2 separate regions of the Homo sapiens genome follow, and region 1 is linked to region 2. The links are chromatin loops, found by intact Hi-C in ENCODE. Cell type or tissue: IMR-90. All regions are shown on one strand. Each heading gives the region's core, and the rest is flanking DNA. Links, peaks and the distances in the headings are about the cores only.

What was found. A loop is a pair of places that touch in the nucleus more often than their neighbours do. Peaks named below come from ENCODE experiments on the same cell type or tissue, not always from the same donor. Only the 100,000 strongest peaks of a DNase experiment are listed, where the experiment ranks them.
Region 1: a loop joins it to region 2, with 3 times the contacts of the local background. A loop is called at or near these places in 3 of 110 quality-filtered maps.

The regions. Positions count from the first base shown.
Region 1 is chr11:95,605,941-95,608,870 of GRCh38, forward strand. No RefSeq gene overlaps it. Among named protein-coding and RNA genes, the nearest start is that of FAM76B, 180 kb to the right of the region's middle. In IMR-90, for the core only: no CTCF peak of the experiment used is centred there; no DNase peak of the experiment used is centred there.
Region 2 is chr11:95,658,088-95,661,017 of GRCh38, forward strand. No RefSeq gene overlaps it. Among named protein-coding and RNA genes, the nearest start is that of FAM76B, 130 kb to the right of the region's middle. In IMR-90, for the core only: no CTCF peak of the experiment used is centred there; a DNase peak (open chromatin) is centred at 1,194; H3K27ac peaks cover 262 bases.

The DNA of each region.
Region 1 (2,930 bases), core at 308-2,807, 52 kb before region 2:
CAGAATCTAGTCTGTGGAAAATTCTTCCATTAATCAGATATGAAAAATCATAAGCAGAAGGTCTGATTCTCATCAATACCTGGTCAAAATGGAAACTCTCTCCTGTCAGGAATATAGACAATAATGCAGCATATAAAAAGATAAATACACCTTACATTTTTTCATTTCGATGGAACTTGAGAAAATAAAACTAATCAGAATTCTTATTATCAGAATTCCTTGTAGAACACAGATCTATAGCAGTATTGTAATAGCAAGTATATGTGTATGTGACATCACATTAGTGTTGATGAAAAAAGCCAGACTCTGTAAAATATTTATTCTGAGCCAAATATGAACGATGACAGCTCAGAGTACTGTCTCAAGAGGTCCTGAGAACTTGTGCCCAAGGTGGTCAGGTTACAGCTTGGTTTTATATATTTTAGGGAGACAGAATGTATTAGTCCGTCTTCACACTGCCAATAAAGACATACCTGAGACTGGGTAATTTACAAAAGAAAGAAGTTTATTGGACTTACAGTTCCACATGGCTGGGGAGGCCTCACAATCATGGTGGAAGCCAAGGAGGAGCAAGTCACATCTTATGTGATGGCAGTAGGCAAAGAGAGAGCTTGTGCAGAGAAACTCCTGTTTTTAAAACCATCAGATCTCATGAGACCCATTCACTATCAGGAGAACAGCAGGGGAAAGACTTGCCCCCACAATTCAATCATCTCCCACGGAGTCCCTCCCATAACACATGGGAATTATGGCAGCCACGAGATGAGATTTTGGTGAGAACACAGAGCCAACCCATATCATAGAAGTTACAGGCAAAAATAAATCAATACATATAAAGTATACATACATTGGTTCAGCCTGGAAATGCAACATCTCAAAGCAGGGGGCTTTACAGATCATAGGTGTATTCAGTGGTATTCTAATTGGCAATTGGTTAAAACTCTTTGCCTAAAGAGTTGAAGTCAGCAAAAAGAAATGCTGGAGTTAAAATAAGGGGGATTGTAGAAGCCAAATTTCTCACTAGGCAGATACAGCCTCTAAGCAGGAGGCTTCAGAGATAATAGATGATAAATGATAAATGACTCTTTTTGGACTTTAACGGGTGTCAGACTCTTAGTGAAATCCTGCCTAGATCAGGAAAAGACCTAGAAAGCGAAGGAGATTCTCTGCAGAATGCAAATTTCCACTACAAGACATCGCTTTGCAGGGCCATTTCAAAACATGTCAAAGAAATATATTTTGGGGTAAAATATCTTGATTTTTTTTCTGGGTCTGCTATCTGTCATGTGATGCCATACCGGAGTCAGGTTGGAATTTGGTATCTTATTGCTACAAAGAGTCTGTTTTGTCAGTCTTATGATCTCTACTTTTATGTTAATGCTGTTTGCTGTGCCCAGACTCCAAAGAAAGGGGGCATAATGAGATGTGTCCAACCTCCCTTCCAGTCAGGCCAGAACTGATTTTTCAGGTTTCTTTGGGATCTCCTTAGCCAAAGTAGCATTCTAATTTTAATTAGAATTGAATTCTAAATTTAAAAAAATTGCTAATGTAAACCAAAAATAAAATTCTAAGTTCCTCAATTGACTGAACAAACCCCAAGGTTTAAAACAAATTTAAATGTTTTTTTTAATTTTAATAAGTGTGTACAGGAGAGACTAAATTATCTTTGTATAGAGATATATATCTTTGTATAGAAAGATATAGAAATAACATTAAAAGATGTGTCATAGGAAAAGGCAATGAATGTACATGAAGTCAAGAACCGTAAAAATAAATTATTATAAAGGACATGTCAGTTTATTAACAAAAACATTATGCTGCTTTTCAAGATTTTGTGATGTTAATGGTATTTGTCAGCTTTTTAAAGTTAATAATTTGTTGTGATCTATTTTCAACGTCAATAAATATTCGCACCCATTTCTAAATGTATTATTTATACTTTTATCTTTTTTCCTAAAATGCATACCTCAAATTCTATAAGCTTCAGGTTCCCCAAGACCTGGGTCCACCCCTGCCCCCTTCAGATGATGTCTCCTGCCATTCTGGTGCTGTGGGCTGCGTGGGTGCATGTACCAGTTCCTCCTGGCCCTTTTACCCCTCCACCCTGTCTAGTCTCGCTACAGTCTCCGAGGGGCTGCTACATATCCCCTTGGGAAGCCCTGGTCTCCTCTACTTTCCAATATTCATTCTAACCTGAGTTTTACTATTGTCACTCCCATCTTTCCTCATACCTAATGGTATCGCTTCCTTTCCTACACCTTCTCTCTCAGCCTAGGGAATCTTACTGCAAGTCAAAGGCAGGAAAACTGGCTCTCAGATTGCACAGCATTCTTCCCCAAACTATTGTTTGTGGCATACACATAAGCCCTTTCTTTCAACCTCCTCAACAAAACTCTATTTTGAATTCAAAAGCTAAGAATTGACTCCCTTGTTCTCTGGAGTTCTGCCACAGCCCTCTTTCCACAAATGCCTGAAATGGGGATTTCCCAATCAGGATGGTCAGGGAGGACAAAAGGAATCATCAGAAGAAAACCTCATCATTTAATATCAATAGATTTCCAAATACCTGAATGTTTGAAATTATGTGAATGAAACTTCTATGTGATTGATGAAACCGTTTATCTTTTAAATCAAGATGCTTAACCATCTACATAGATACATTTACAGAAATATAAAGAAGTTGGGCAAGTTACCAAAGAAAATTTCTAATAATTCTGATATTTCTGAATTAACCATGACATCCTAAGACTGATAAATGTAGCAGAATATTGTGTAATACCCTCCTTGCTTTTTCTTGAATATACTTATCTAAGCTCAAAAATTTTCAAATCTGTTCTTAGATGCTGGATTTATTTATTTTTATTTTTTGTGTGTGATTCTGGTTGTAAAAAGAATTCACATTCATGGTTGTAGTTTTAGAACAAAAGAGA
Region 2 (2,930 bases), core at 177-2,676:
GATGGCATTTAGGATGAGCACAGAGAGTGAGGTGAGGTCTTCTAGAAGAACAAAGGTACCGACATGGGAACAAGCAGACTCCGGAGGTGGGCATGGACAGGTGCTAGGTTACCCACACAGTGGAGTTTTCTACAAACAGAAAAGGCAAGTACTGGAATTTATTCTTGGCTCTCTTATTACAGAGCTGATGGGCCTCCTATGTATTATCTTGGAAAGAAGGATGACAGTGTCTTTCGTCTTTAGATTTTTTTCTAAATTTGTTTTAGTTTAGAAAACTTTTCACTAAAATGTAATTGAGTACTTAGCCAGATTTCTAGTCATAGGTTAGCAGCCAAATGGACAGTAGATTAGGGAAAATATTTAAAAATAACTAGAAAACCTGCCTTGGGGTCTAATGAGTTTCCTTAAAATGAGTGAGCAGGTCACATGGCTTTATTTAACTGTAATTTTTGACATGTCTTTTTTCCCCTTTTTCTCATTTTTCATGGTAATTTCCAAGTCAACACCAACACAATGAATAAACCACTCTTTGGGATTGTTAGAGCTACAATCAACAGAAATACTGTCTGCTCCACATCTGCTTTAGAATAGCCACCTTTCAAAATATTTTTTAATCTTGCTTAACGCTCACAGGTTATCCCTAATTGTATAAAGTCTTCCTTGGCTGACATATTTAGAATTCATTTTCCAACAAATCTGAAACTATTTTCACAAACCATAACCTTATTTCTTCTAAGTGGCCTCGATGTCATTACTTTCCTTCATTACTTTCACCTTTCATTTTTTATCCAGTAAATCTCCTGACTGATTTCATATTTGAGGCTTCAATATTTTTGTTATTCCTTAAAGTCTTCGTCCTTTTATTTTTTAGGACTCTATTACACTTCTTGATTGACATAGCTTACTCGTTTGTTTCCTCATAATTTTCCTGATTTCATTCTTCAAAAACAATTATCCCAATTTTTCACTGTTGACGTCAATAGATGCTTTCATCTCTCATCTTGCATGAAGACCTCTATTTTTTTTTCTTTTTTCTAGCAATAGGTCAGAAATTGGACCTTCAAGAAGAAATAGCAAAGAAGGATCATCTTACTGTTTTAGAGAGGAGAACTATAACAAGCACTCCTAACTACCAAAGCTGCAAGGAAAAGACTCATGGGTATAGAATTTTTAGGGTGAGCTGACATCAACAACATGAGCAGCACCTATCAGAATCTTACCACAGGCCTGAGTCAGGCTTTACATGACTACTTTAATCCAGAAGGAAAAACTTCATGAAAGTAGACAGTAGTTCACACAGGATCAACAAAACGTAAATCAATTAAATAGGCCTGAGGAAAATCAATGAGGAGAATCTATGTGTGGTTATTTGTTTTAAAACATTGTTAGCAGTGTTTTTAATGTTAGTTTTTCTGATAAGCATACAAGATTTCCTTTTTATTTCTTTTTGATCTATTTCTCATGCTCAGTTTAGCAGGCTATATTTGTGCAAACTGAAAGGAAACACTCTTTGAATGTTTACTTATTCCCACTGGCCCCGAAAATTAAGTAAAAATATCCTACTGGAATTTTTAATATATATTTTAAACTAACGAATCATCGGAGAAACCTGAAGATGTTAATGACTCTGGTTCCTAGAATTCAGAAGAGTGGTTTCATTTCAGGTTAAGCTTAGAAAAGTCATAACTGACCTTTGACACAAAAGAAAGAGGTAAGATCCTACTAAAATCAGATCTTACAATTTCCAAGTTTTAATTCATCTGTAAAGAATCAAACTATACTGAAAGATGTTATCTCTGGCATAATCTATAATGATCCTACAGAAAATATGTAAGATACTAATTGCCTTGTCTACAAAAGTATTTAAAACAGTGAATGGATATTATTACAACAACCAGAATTGAGCCTCTTTACCTTTTATGGCAGTGTAATTATTTATGCAGGATTTTTAGGAATCAGTCCTTTTGCCAGTATATAAATGGACAGATCAGTTGGAAAACACAGACATGTTTGTAATGCCATGTTGGATAATAAATCCCATTTAATCAGCTATGAAGGGCCCACCATTAAGGAGCAAGGGTTGTGCTTTGTATGTGGAATCAATACCTACAAAGCCCTCTTAGGAGGTCTGTGGCTTTCAGCTGACAGTAAAGAAGGTCACTTCCTGCCAGGCCAGGAATCTTACTGAACTGGGGGATGTTGCAGAGGCAAAGTTCATTACAGTTATAGGTACTGCAGGTAAAACCTAGTGGAGAAAAACTTCTTAGTCTCTTAGCCTCAGGAAAAATGAGCTAATAATAGTAGAAACAAACATCTAAAATAATAAAGACTTGAATATGCAACCCTAGATGCTTACATTCTTTACAGAACCTCCAGGCAGAAATTAATTAGGTGAGTTTCTCTCTAGTTTTGCTGAAAATACAATAAAAGTGTTTATGATACAACAGTTCTTGCTATCTACATGTGAATAAATCAGTCCAAATATAACAGAACCTATACAATGTACTACATACAGTAACTACCACTGAATTTGGTATAATAATATATAAATCATTGTAGCATTAGTATTAGAACCATGGGTCTTTATGTAGGCAACATATTAAGCCTATGTCTAACTTCAATTAACTATAAAAACTGTAGAAAGCAATTAACTAAACAAGTTAGATTAATGCTCTTAGCACAAAACATGAAATCATCTTTTTATGTGTGTGTAAGTACACGTGTATACATGCATTATCAAGAATAATAAAAGCTTTTTGTGATGGTACAGGCAATGTTCAGGATAGTTTATCTAGAACTTGAAAATAGGGCCGAAAAAAAGACAACATATTCCTTTAATGTCCTACTAGTATCATTTTTCTGGTGCATCTGAGAGCTGTCTCAGTCTCTTGAGAAATGTAATTTTTCACTAACAATTTTTTAGGGCCCAG